2 separate regions of the Homo sapiens genome follow, and region 1 is linked to region 2. A link is a contact called in ENCODE Hi-C or POLR2A ChIA-PET data. All regions are on one chromosome and are shown on one strand. Each heading gives the region's core, a stretch centred on a gene start or an enhancer-like site at or near the end of the contact. The rest is flanking DNA. Distances are from core to core; before and after follow the strand shown.

What was found. Hi-C counts contacts between places; a loop is a spot of excess contacts on that map. ChIA-PET counts read pairs that join two places held with the same protein, here RNA polymerase II (POLR2A). Pooled maps may share reads with other maps.
Region 1: a map with no recorded cell type shows a loop between it and region 2 (5-fold over the local background). The contact joins the enhancer-like site here to the promoter of SF3B5 in region 2. A Hi-C loop is called at or near these places in 4 of 37 single-sample maps with no recorded cell type and 3 of 50 pooled maps. POLR2A ChIA-PET finds 5 or more read pairs at or near these places in 2 of 52 experiments (A673 and H1).

What each region holds. Positions count from the first base shown.
Region 1 is chr6:143,899,666-143,905,538 of GRCh38, forward strand. ZC2HC1B (zinc finger C2HC-type containing 1B) reads left to right here. Exons shown (of 8, transcript NM_001013623.3): 6 at 3,379-3,487. Among named protein-coding and RNA genes, the nearest start is that of ZC2HC1B, 38 kb to the left of the region's middle. RefSeq lists an enhancer at 2,269-2,488. Within about 2 kb of position 2,411, at least 10 of the 41 ENCODE cell types and tissues checked have a DNase peak (open chromatin) inside an H3K27ac peak, as active enhancers do.
Region 2 is chr6:144,093,696-144,099,341 of GRCh38, forward strand. SF3B5 (splicing factor 3b subunit 5) reads right to left here and starts at 1,878. Exons shown (of 1, transcript NM_031287.3): 1 at 1,189-1,878. The coding sequence starts at 1,802. The coding sequence ends at 1,542. RefSeq lists an enhancer at 1,628-2,327.

The DNA.
Region 1 (5,873 bases), core at 1,161-3,660, 190 kb before region 2:
GTGCCTGGCCCCTACAGCCTGTTTAGAAAGCTTCTGGTTAAATCCAGTATGTAATGGGGTGGGACCGTTTCCAACAAAAGCGGATCCCACAGACTGTGGATCCTGAGCGCTATCCCCTTAAGCATTAGAAGGTTATTGACTATCAACTATGTACCAGAAACTGCGCTAGGTACTGGTTTGATCAAGAATTTGTCATTGAAAGATGGAGGGGGACTTAGAGCTGGTACAGTTGGCATATATAGGAGAGCTATGGAAGAAGAAGTCACTGCAATTCCTGGAAGTCTTCAAAGGCAAGCAAACTTTTTGCCCTTAAATATCAAAATGGGTTCACCAGCCTAGAGTTGGGGTTGGGAAGGGCTTTATGCACAAAACATCCAGCTTGTGGCCTGAGGCACCCATCTGGGGAGCGAAAGCATAGAGTACCTACGAAAGAGGTACAGGGTGCTGGGTGTGGTGGCTCACGCCTGTAATCCCAGCACTTTGGGGGGCTGAAGTGGGCAGATCACCTGAGGTAGGGAGTTTGAGACCAGCCTGACCAACATGGAGAAACCCCGTCTCTACTAAAAATACAAAATCAGCCGTGTGTGGTGTCACATGCCTGTAATCCCAGCTATTTGTGAGGCTGAGGCAGGAGAATTGCTTGAACCTGGGGAGGCAGAGGTTGTGGTGAGCCAAGATCATGCCATTGCACTCCAGCCTGGGCAACAAGAGCAAAACTCCGTCTCAAAAAAAAAAAAAAAGAAAAAGAAAAGAAAAAAGAGGTACAGGGACAGGCAAGACAGGCAGACAGGCAGCCAGAACTAGAAGGGCTTTAACTCAAGCCAGTTGAGAGAGGAAGAAAAGAGGAATTGATTGAATAAATGCCCTAAAATCAAGGACTGTCCTTGATTGACAGGTCCTTGATTAACAGGTCCTTGATTAACAGGTCCTTGAATGAGGGCCTGGAATAGGACGATTAATAGAGTTGTGTGGGAGGGAGAATCTAAGAAATAATTGATGAGACTGAGAAAATGATTAGACATAGGATAAAAGAGGGAATCAGGGTTGACAATAAGGTTTTCAGCTCCAGAGCCTGGAGAGACAGGAAGACAATCTCTGTAGATAATAGAACACAGGAGGGAGGACATATGGGTGGTGAGAGGCAGTGGTTACAATAAATACAGTTTTATAGATTGTTTTGTTTTTGTTTTTGAGATGGAGTCTCACTCTGTTGCCCAGGCTTGAGTGCAGTGGCACAATCTCGGCTCACTGCAACCTCCGCCTCCTGGGTTCAAGCGATTCTCCGGCCTCAGCCTCCCAAGTAGCTGGGATTACAATCACCCACCACCATGCCTGACTAATTTTTGTATGTTCAGAAGAGATGGAGTTTCACCATGTTGGCCAGGCTGGTCACAAACCCCTGACCTCAAGTGATCCGCTTGCCTCAGCCTCCCAAAGTGCTGGGATGACAGGCATGAGCCACCACACGCGGCCTAGATTCAGTCTTGACATCTGAGATAGCATGAAAAGAAGTGCAATGTAGAAAAAGCCAGGATTCTACAGTCAGTAGTCAGGGTTTGAATTTCTTTCTTTCTTTCTTTCTTCCTTTTTTTTTTTTTTTTTTTTTTTTTTTGAGACAGAGTCTCACTCTGTTGCCCAGGCTGGAGTGCAGTGGTGTGATCTCGGCTCACTGCAACCTCCGCCTCCCGGGTTCAAGCGATTCTTGTGACCCAGCCTTCCAAGTAGCTTGGATTACAGGCTCCCACCACCATGCCTGGCTACCTTTTGTATTTTTAGTAGAGACGAGGTTTCACCATGTTGGCCAGGCTGGTCTCGAACTCCTGACCTCAGGTGATCTGCCTGCCTTGGTCTCCCAAAGTGCTGGGATTACAGGCATGAGACCCCGTGCCCGGCCAGGGTTTGAATTTTAATTCTATAATTTAGGTAAACTTGGCCGAGTTACTTAAATTCTTTGGGATTCACTTTAATCTGTAAAATGGGGTTAATCATGTGTACCTTGCTGAGTTGTTGGGGGACTTATAGATAAGTGAAGGGCCCGGTTCAGTGTCTTGCACACAGGGGCTCCTCCTTTCCTCTCTCTACATTACCCCACCCTCCCCTTCTCCAGTAGCCTTTTCCAGTTGATACGATTGGCATGACACTTTTGGAGGAATATGACTACTTTGGGCTTGAACACAGCCTAATTATGGAAAAGTTTGTATGTATAAGTCTACCTACAGTCTGTAAAGCAGTAAAGGGTGAGTTACATTTCTGCAGATGGTTCTTCTTACTGGTCTCCAGAGTTAGTCTGCTTTAGTGGGGCCAAAGAGAGCACAGGAAAGCAGCAAACGGAAGTGTTTTTATTCCTGAAGAAGGCCAGCTGGCTGTCAGTGTAACCAGTGACTTGGCCCCACTCCTCTCCTTGTTTTCCAGAGCTGAGTGGTGATTGCGAACACAGAAGAAAAATTGCTTGCTTTGTGAATTCCTTCACTCACTGTAGAGTATATCTGAACAGCCGTATTTGTTTCCTTTGTGCCAGCTTCACCACTTTGGGGCCTTGTCTAATAGTGAAGCTTATTCAAAAATGGAACAAGAAAGGAGGGGTTGTTTCAGTTTTGAAGGGCTGTTAACACAGCCGAAATATGTTTCTATTTTAAACATAATCAACTTTTAAAATGTGTCATACTCTTAACCAAAAGAGACCAATATAGGCCTCTAAAAATAGCTTTATTTGTGTGAATGGGGATGAGCTGCCTCCTATAGTCTCTCAGCCATTCTTGCCCAAGTGAGAATTCTCACTTGGTGTAACAGGTTATCTTTATCCTGCAGTTCCGTGGAACTGGAGGTGGGATCAGTGGCAAGATAAAAGGAGCATGTGAGAAACCTTTTGGTCCTTATTTCGTTTTAATGTAACTATTCTGCTGCTGCTGCTCTGCAGGGAGGGGGATGGTGTAGGGATGTTGGAATTTCATGCTTCAAACATTTGCTGCCTGCCAATCTGTTTTTCTTTGTTCATGTTAAAAAAAACAAAATAGTCTTCAAGTGTAATGAAAAAAATAAAATGTTCTTTAAATATATCCTTTATTGACATTAAGTGATTTCTTATGTCTCCATACAACTAATTTTATAGGATAAATATACCACCACCAACCCCAAGGGCTTAATTATGGAAGGGAAGCTTCAAAACCCAGATATTGCTTTGAGCACCAGCTGGGAGGACAAGAACCAGGCTAACTGAAGTGCAGGGTGTGTGTCTGTCCCCTTCCCCTGGATTCAGGGAGTCCCTGCAGATGATACCATTCTGCTGCTGGTTAAGTGGGAACAGCTGTACCTCCTATGTGGCACCTGAGGTTACATACAGAAGGTGTTCTCTTTGTCTCTTTCTTTCTCTCTCTGTAGGGTAGGGCTCAGATGGGTCCAAAAAAAGAACCAACTGTTACCAGTGCTGTGGGAGCTTTGCTGCAGAACAGGGTCCTGGTGGCCACGAATGAAGTCCCAACCAAGTCAGGTGAGTCAAAGCACGCATTTCATCTCTCAAATGATGGGGGTCAGAGGAGATCACTGTTGGGTTTGGGATTCACTGGTAGTCTGCAAAAGCTCTAAGACATTCACTGTTGCTTTTGGATGCAAAGATATTTGGGTTAGAGGTTAAAGCTTATTTGCCAAAAGGGAATATTTCTTAATTTATCAGGATTACACAACTTTCACAATGTACAAGTCAAATTCGATTACTGCAATGGGAGTCTAAACCATTGTTCTCCGGTCTAGTAAAATTGAAGAGATTGAAAATAGGAGAAGACCACGTGTCATATGTTTGTGTTGAAAATAAGGGGAAAGTTTCTTTTCTAGAAATAAATACAGATCCTCCTCAATTTATGATGGGGCTATGTCCTGATAAGCCCATTGTAAATAGAAATATTATAAGTCAAAAATGCATTTAACATCCCAATTAACCCATGTAAAGTTGAAAAATCTTATGTCAAACTAACATAAGTCAAGAATTTCTGTACAGTCATCCCTCGGTATCCACAGGGGATTGGTCCCAGGGCCCTAGTGGGTACCAAAACCTGAGATGTTGAAGTCCCTGATATAAAATGGCGTAGAATTTGTATATAACCTAGGCACATCCTCCTGTATACACTAAATCATCTCCAGATTACTTATAATACCTAAGGCAATGTAAATGCTATGTAAGTAGTTGTTATGCTATATTAAAATTGTTGTATTATTTTTTATTATTGGTACACTTGGGTTTTATTTATCTATTTATTTATTTTTAAATGTTCTCCATCTGTAGTTGTTAAATCTGCAGATGTGGAACCCATGGGAACAGAGGCTGACTGTAATTTCTTCAAAGTAGCAACAAGGCAGAACCATAGGAGCCATCCTAATGGGGATGAGGTGGTATCTCATTTTAGTTTTAATTTGCATATCTCTAATGACTTATGAGGTTAAGCCTCTTTTCAAGTGCTTATTGGTCATTTGTATATATTCTTTGAAAAAATGTCTGCTCAAGTCCTTTGCCCATTTTTGAATTGTTTTTGTTGTTTTGGTTTTTGCTAACTTAATCACCAGTGTGATTGGTTGTTTTTGTTGTTGACTTTTAGGAATTCTCTATGTATTCTGGATATTAATCCCTTATCAGCCATATGGTTTATAAATATTCTTTTCTTTCCTATTCCATGGGTTGCCTTTTTCCTCTGTTGATATTCTTTTTTGTGTGTGTTTTTTGTTTGTTTGAGACAGGGTCTCTGTTGCCCAGGCTGGAGTGCAGTGGCACAATCATAGCTCACTGCAGCTTCAACCTGCCAGGCTCAAGTGATCCTCCCACCTCAGCCTCCCAAGTACCCAGGACTATACGCATGTGCCAACATGCCCAGATAATTTTTAAATTTTTCGTAGAGATGAGTTCTCACTATGCTGATATTCTCTTGATTCATAAATTTTTAAAATTTTAGTGAAGTCCAATTTGTCTGTTTTTCTTTGGTTGCCTCTGGTGACCAAGGAATCCAAGAAATTGGATTAATCCTTGCCTAATCCAGGGTCAGAGAGGTTTACTCCTATGTTTTTGTCTAAGCTAAGGCTAGCTTTAGATCTTACGTTTTAGTTCTTTGATCCATTTTGAGTTAATTTTTAATATATGGTGTTAGGTAAGAGTCCAGCTTCATTCTTTTGAATGTAGATGTCCAGTTTCCCCATTCAACCAATGGTCTTGCACCCTTGTCAAAAATCATTTGACCATGTATACAAGGGTTTATTTCTGGACTCTATTCTATTTCATTGGTTTATATGTCTGTCTTTATGCCAGTATTATATTTCCTTGATTACTATAGCTTTTAGTAAGTTTTGACATCAGGAACTGTGAGTCCTCCAAGGTACAGCCAAGATTGTTTTGGCTATTTGGGATCCCTTGAGATTCCATGTGAATTTTAGGTTGGGCTTTTTTATTTCTGCAAGAAACATCATTGAGATTTTAACCGTGATTGCACTGAATCTGCAGATTGCTTTGGTTAGTATGGACATCTTAACAATAGTAAGTTTTCAAATCCATGAACATGGAATATATTTCTGTTTATTTATGTCCTCTTTAATTTCTTTCAGCAATGTTTTGTAGTTTTCATTGTACAAATCTTTCACCTCATTGCTTAAGTTCATTCCTAAGTGTTCTTTTTGATGTTATTGTAAATGTAGTTGTCTTCATAATTTTTTTTGATTGTTCATTGTCAGTATATAGAAACACAACTAATTTTCCTGTGTTGACTTTCTGTTCTACTTTGCTGAATTAATTTATTGCTTCTAATAAGTTTTTTGGTGATATCTTTAGGATTTTCTGCTTATAAGATCATAGCATCTGTGAACAGAGATAATTTTACTTCCTCCTTTCCAATTTGGAT
Region 2 (5,646 bases), core at 628-3,127:
GCCGGGCATGGTGGCACGTACCTGTAGTACCAACTACTTGGGAGGCTGAGGTGGGAGGATTGCTTGAGCCTTGGAAGTTGAGGCTGCAGTGGGCCATGATCGTGCCACTGCACTCCAGCCTGGAGTTCCAAAGCCACCACTGAGCTAAGCTATGCCAGGTCACGTGACTTCTCTGCGTAAAAACCTTCCAATGGTCTGCAGTGGTGGCTCACACCTGTAATCGTAGCACTTTGGGAAGCTGAAGTGGGAGGACTGCTTGAGGCCAAGAGTTCAAGACCAACCTGGCCAACATATCAAGATCCATCTCGTGTTTTTAAAAACTAAAATTAAAAAAAACCACAACCTTCCAATGGCTCCTCAGAGGTTCATATATTGTCCTACAAGACTCTACTCTGTTTTCCCCTCCATTACCTGTCCCTCTACTTTTCCCCTTACTCACTCCCTCCAGCCATGCTTGCCTCTTTGAAGTTCCTCCAATAAACCATACATACTCCCAGCGTTAGTACCATTGCACTGGCAGTTCCCTCTTCATGGAAAGCAATTTCTCCAGTTTTCCGCATGGCCATTTCCCTCATTTTCCTGAAGTCTTTGCTCAAATGTCACCATCTCAGTAACTTGTGCATCATATTTAAGATTACAGCCCTACCAGCTACTCCCACCCGCACCACATACATTGTTCTCCCCTCCCCGCAGCATCTTCTAACATTTGCTTATTACATCTAGTGTTTGACCTCCTTTCTCCACCACCAGCATAATGTAAGCCCCAAGAACACGGGAAAATGCCTGTCACATAGAGCTCAACAAATATTTGTTGAATGTAGAATGGATGAACTCGCTTGCCAGCTTGTCATTTCTGGAGACATGGCCACAAATTCCCAAGAAAAAAAAAAGGATGCATTTTAAAGAGGCTAGGGAGGACAATGACAGCAAAGACTGCAAAGAGTTTTAAAACAGGAGAAAAAGAAGATGGGATACAATAACCACAAATTTCAATACTGAAGGCATTGTGGGCCTGAAAATAACGCTCTTGGGAAAAGTGGCAGTCGGGGAATTAATTATAAAGGTAGACACGGCGGATCTAAGTGCCTGGCCATGGACACTGGCATGCGCTCCCTCACCCAAACCCACTTCCCGCTCAGCTCTTTCCGGAGCCTTCCACCCTAACACAGAAAGTTCACACCAAGAGACTGAACGATTTCTAAACTTTATGGAAAAAGCCAATGACAATCAATTAGCCAAAAACGAGACGCCAAATCCCATCTCACTCCAGCGCCATGCCCTCTTCTCAAACGCTCGCCGGCTCTAGGACCTCTCCACCAGCACAGTTCTCAGGAGTCCTGCTGGTCTCCCAGTGCTGTTCTAAGGGTCCACATGAAGGCAGGTCAGGCGGGACTCCCCGGGCAAGCACTTCTGTACGCGGAAAGCACGAGGCGCAGGAGCCATGGAGAGCCGGTCCTTTGGAGACAGGAATACTTAAGAGGATTGGCAAACCGGAGAAACGCTGGGAGAGGTGCCCCGCACTGCGGTGGTAAGGCAGAGTCTCAGTTCTCCTCGGGCTTGTCGGCTGGCGGTCCACAAGGCTGAAGCATCTTTTCCATCAAGTTGAAGCGGACTCGCGCTTTGCTCTCATTCTCCGCAATGGCGAAGTAGTTGAGAAGGTCGAAGTGGCCCATGTAGGAGCAGTACGAGTCGCGGTGTTGGTTCACCAGCCACTCCCACTTGGTGGTGTCGGCGTGGCCCGTGCCGATGTACTTGGACTGCAGGTGCTCCAGCTGGCTATGGATGGTGTAGCGGTCAGTCATCTCGCCGCTTTCCCCTTCGCTCTCAGGTCAGAGGACGCAGGTAACAACTCGCCGCTCTAGCGTTTTACAGGAGAGTGAAGCCACCGCGCGGAAGCTCCAGGTCCGCGCCGTCGCAGAAGAATGGCGTCACAACGACTAAGTAGCGTAACTCTCGCTCATAGGGCTCAGAGGCGGAAGCGGAAGCACATTCTGTCACGCAATTGGAGTTGCTGAGGCGACGCAACAAGTGTGCCTCCCCCCTCCATGGAGATCCCCGCCCCATCAGAGAATGTTGCATGATGGTCCACTTAGTGGCTAAGGGAGGCCCTTTTCCAACAAGGAGCGTTGCATGCTGGGACTTGTGGTCTTGGGAGTTCGTGCACGCAGGCTTCCGGGACTCCTGGTCGCGTTCTGTTGTTTGTTTGTTTGTTTGTTTAAGACGGAGTCTTGCACTGTTGCCCGGGCTGCAATGCAATGGCGCGATCTCGGCTCACTGCAACCTCCGCCTCCTGGGTTCACGCGATTCTCCTGCTTCAGCCTCCCGAGTAGCTGGGATGACAGTTGCACACCACCACGCCCGGCTAGTTTTTTTGTATTTTTAGTAAAGACGGGGTTTCACTGGTCTCGAACCCCTGACCTCGTGATCCGCCCGCCTCGGACTCCCAAAGTGCTGGGATTACAGGCGTGAGCCACCGCGCCCGGCCCCTGGTCGCGTTTTAAAAGTGATCTGGGGACCTAGTGGAGGGCGATGTCTGGAGGTGGGGAGCATCCGTGGGTGGCTTGGGGCTGATAGGAAATGGGAAACCCAAGAATGACTGGACTACGAGCAGCCCCGAAAATAAACTCTTGGTGTATTTCGGAGCCGTCGTGGCGGCACGGCCGTCCCTTCACAACCGGGGATGGATTACCCAGAAGTCAGCAGGCGCCAGTTCTGGTCCCAACTATGTCTCTTAGGAGTTTGTGGCATAAAAGAGTTATTTCAGCTCTAACCAGGGTGCTTGGTGAGCAAGTACAGCACCAGTTCCCACACATTCCGGCTTCCACCTCAAGCTCCTCCTTCCTCTCTAGCCACTTATTTTGATATCCTCCCTCCAAGGCCTCACCTCACCCTACTTGGCTCTTCCATTCAGTGGGTTTTGTGGATTCAACCAACCTGATTGAAAATATTGGGGGAAAATATCAGTCTGTACCGAAATGCAGACTTTTTAAGGTTATTATTCCCTAAACAATACAGTATAACAACTATTTACATAGCATTTACATTGTATTAGGTATGTTAAATAATCTAGAGACAAACTATACAGGAGGATGTGCGTATATGCAAATACAAGCCGTTTTATATCAGGGACTTGAGCATCCTCTAGTTTTGGTATCCATGGGGGTCCTGGAACAAATCACTCACGAATACTGAGGGACAACTGTATTTCTCCATGTTACCTGTTGTGTCCATCCCCATTTCCTTGTACAAGCTATTCCCTCTACGTGGAATGTCTGTTCCCTTGGTGAACGCATCTCCCTTTAAAGGCAGCTCAAATGCATCTCCTTAGAGTTTTCTCTGGCTGCTCCAGACAGATGTAAACTCTCTTTCCTCTTTGCAAGTTATACGTCTCTTCCTTATTATTGCTTTATGTCCTACTGTTTGGTTTAATAACTTCCTTACATGGGTAGAAGCTACTTGAAAAAAAGATCCTTTTTTTAAAAAAAAAAAGTCCAAAACAAAAATTTGATAAATGGATAAATTATTACAACCGAAGAGAAGGAAAACTTTACTGGGAAGGAGATAACTTGAAAATAATTTTATTCTGCTGTTTAAACTTCGTTATAACAAATGTTTCACTCCTAAAATGTAAAGAATTTTGCCAGGCATACTTGTGGGAGATGTATCAAACCTTAACATTTTGCCATTTTTCTATGGAGCCTGTTTTTTTGATTGCTGAAAGTGTGTATCCATGCACAATAGTTGTTTTTGTTATGCAAGTTTTAAAGCTCTATATAAATAACACTCCGTCTATATTGTTATAAAAGTTGCTTTTTGCCCTTGTCAGTATTCATGTTACATGTTATGTAACTTTAGTTCATTGTTTACTGCTATACAGTATGTCACTTAATTAGTATAACATAACATGTCCACTCTCTCAATGATGGGCATTTATTTTCGTATTTTTGTTATTAGAAACAATGCCGAAATAAATATTCTTATACATGTGAAGGTGTTTCTCCAGGGCAGTGGTCCTCAACCTTTTTGGCACCAGGGACTGGTTTCGTGGAAGACAATTTTTCCACGGACAGGGGTTATGGCAATGGTTTCGGGATGATTCAGGTGCATTACATTTATTGTGCACTTTATTTCTATTATTATTACATTGTAACATATAATGAAATAATTGTACAACTCACCATAATGTAGAATCATTGGGAGCCCTGAGCTTATTTTCTTGCAACTAGACAGTCCCATCTGGGGGTGATGGGGGATAGTGACACCAAAAGTATGTTGCTTATGTCCAGTCTACTCTGTAATCTCGTTTTGGTTGCTATCACTGCAGAAAACCCTCATTCACATAGATAGGATGTTGGAAATGGAAGCAGACTTTTCTGTGCTTTGGTGCCAATCTGAGGATATTCCACCTTGACTCTAATCCAGAACATACGGAGATTTGAAGTTGTCTCAAACATACTTTTAAGCCACCATTATTTGCAGTCTCAAGCAGTTGATCTTCTAGCACGGGCAAAGTTGATTCACCTGGTTTTTTCACAAATGCGTCATAGATCCATTCCTTCCCAGTTCAGAGGTCTTTTGTAATTGGGAAGTAATGCCCAAACTCTATTGAATGTAAGACAGGTGATCATGCACCGGCTGGGAGAAAGAAGGCCCTGGCTCAGTCTCTTTCAAAATCTCTACTAATGTTTGAAATGTCAAAAATCCCGGTGTTGACTTGTAACCCCCATAATTCCAGTTGGATTTGAATGCAGCCACTTTATCTGCCAACTTGAACACAGTTGTTCTCCTCTAAAGTGACAGATTGAATTCTCTGAGCAGGTTGAATATGTCACACAAGTAAGCAAGTTTTGCCACCTATCCTGTGTCACTGAAATGTGCTTCCAGTGGTGACTATTTTTCTAAAAGAAATCTCTGTAGCAGCCCTCCTAACTCAAAAACTCTGGCCAGTGATCTACCTTTAGAAAGCCATCTCACCTCTGTGTATAAGAAAGATGAATGCGCTCTGTGTCCATCTCCTCACAGAGCTGTGCAAACAGACGTGAGTTAAGGGCATGTACTTCAATATAGCTGATAATTTTAATCACATCCTGCAAAACGTTGTGAAGTTCAGGTGACATTTTTCAGCTAGCCAGCATTTCCCCATGGACGACACAGTGCACAGACACATTCAGAAGCAACCTCTTTGACCCAAGTAGTGAAACCAGAAAGCTGTCCAGTCATGGCAGTTGCTCCACCCATGCTTATACCAACACAAAATGACCAATTCAGTTTTCTTGATTTGTAGTCATTTAAAGACTTGAATAGTTCTGCAGCTGTGGTGTTGGCTGGCAACAAAAGTACACATAACATAGCCTCTTGCACATCCTCCTGAAAATATATTCACAAAAACAAGCGTTGTTGCCTTGTTGTCAGGATTGGTAGACTCGTCAACCTGGATTGTGTACCATGGTGACTTATTAATCCTCTCTAACAATTATGCCTCAATATCCTCTGCTATTACATCAGTTTGTCTAGTTGTGGTGCTAGCCAAAGAGGAATGTGTGCCTTCTTTTGAACTGCAGCCTCTCCTAAAAGTTCACAACAGATGTCCTTAGCAGCAGGGAGGATCAACTCTTCACCAACAGTAAAGGGCTTCTTAGCTTTAGC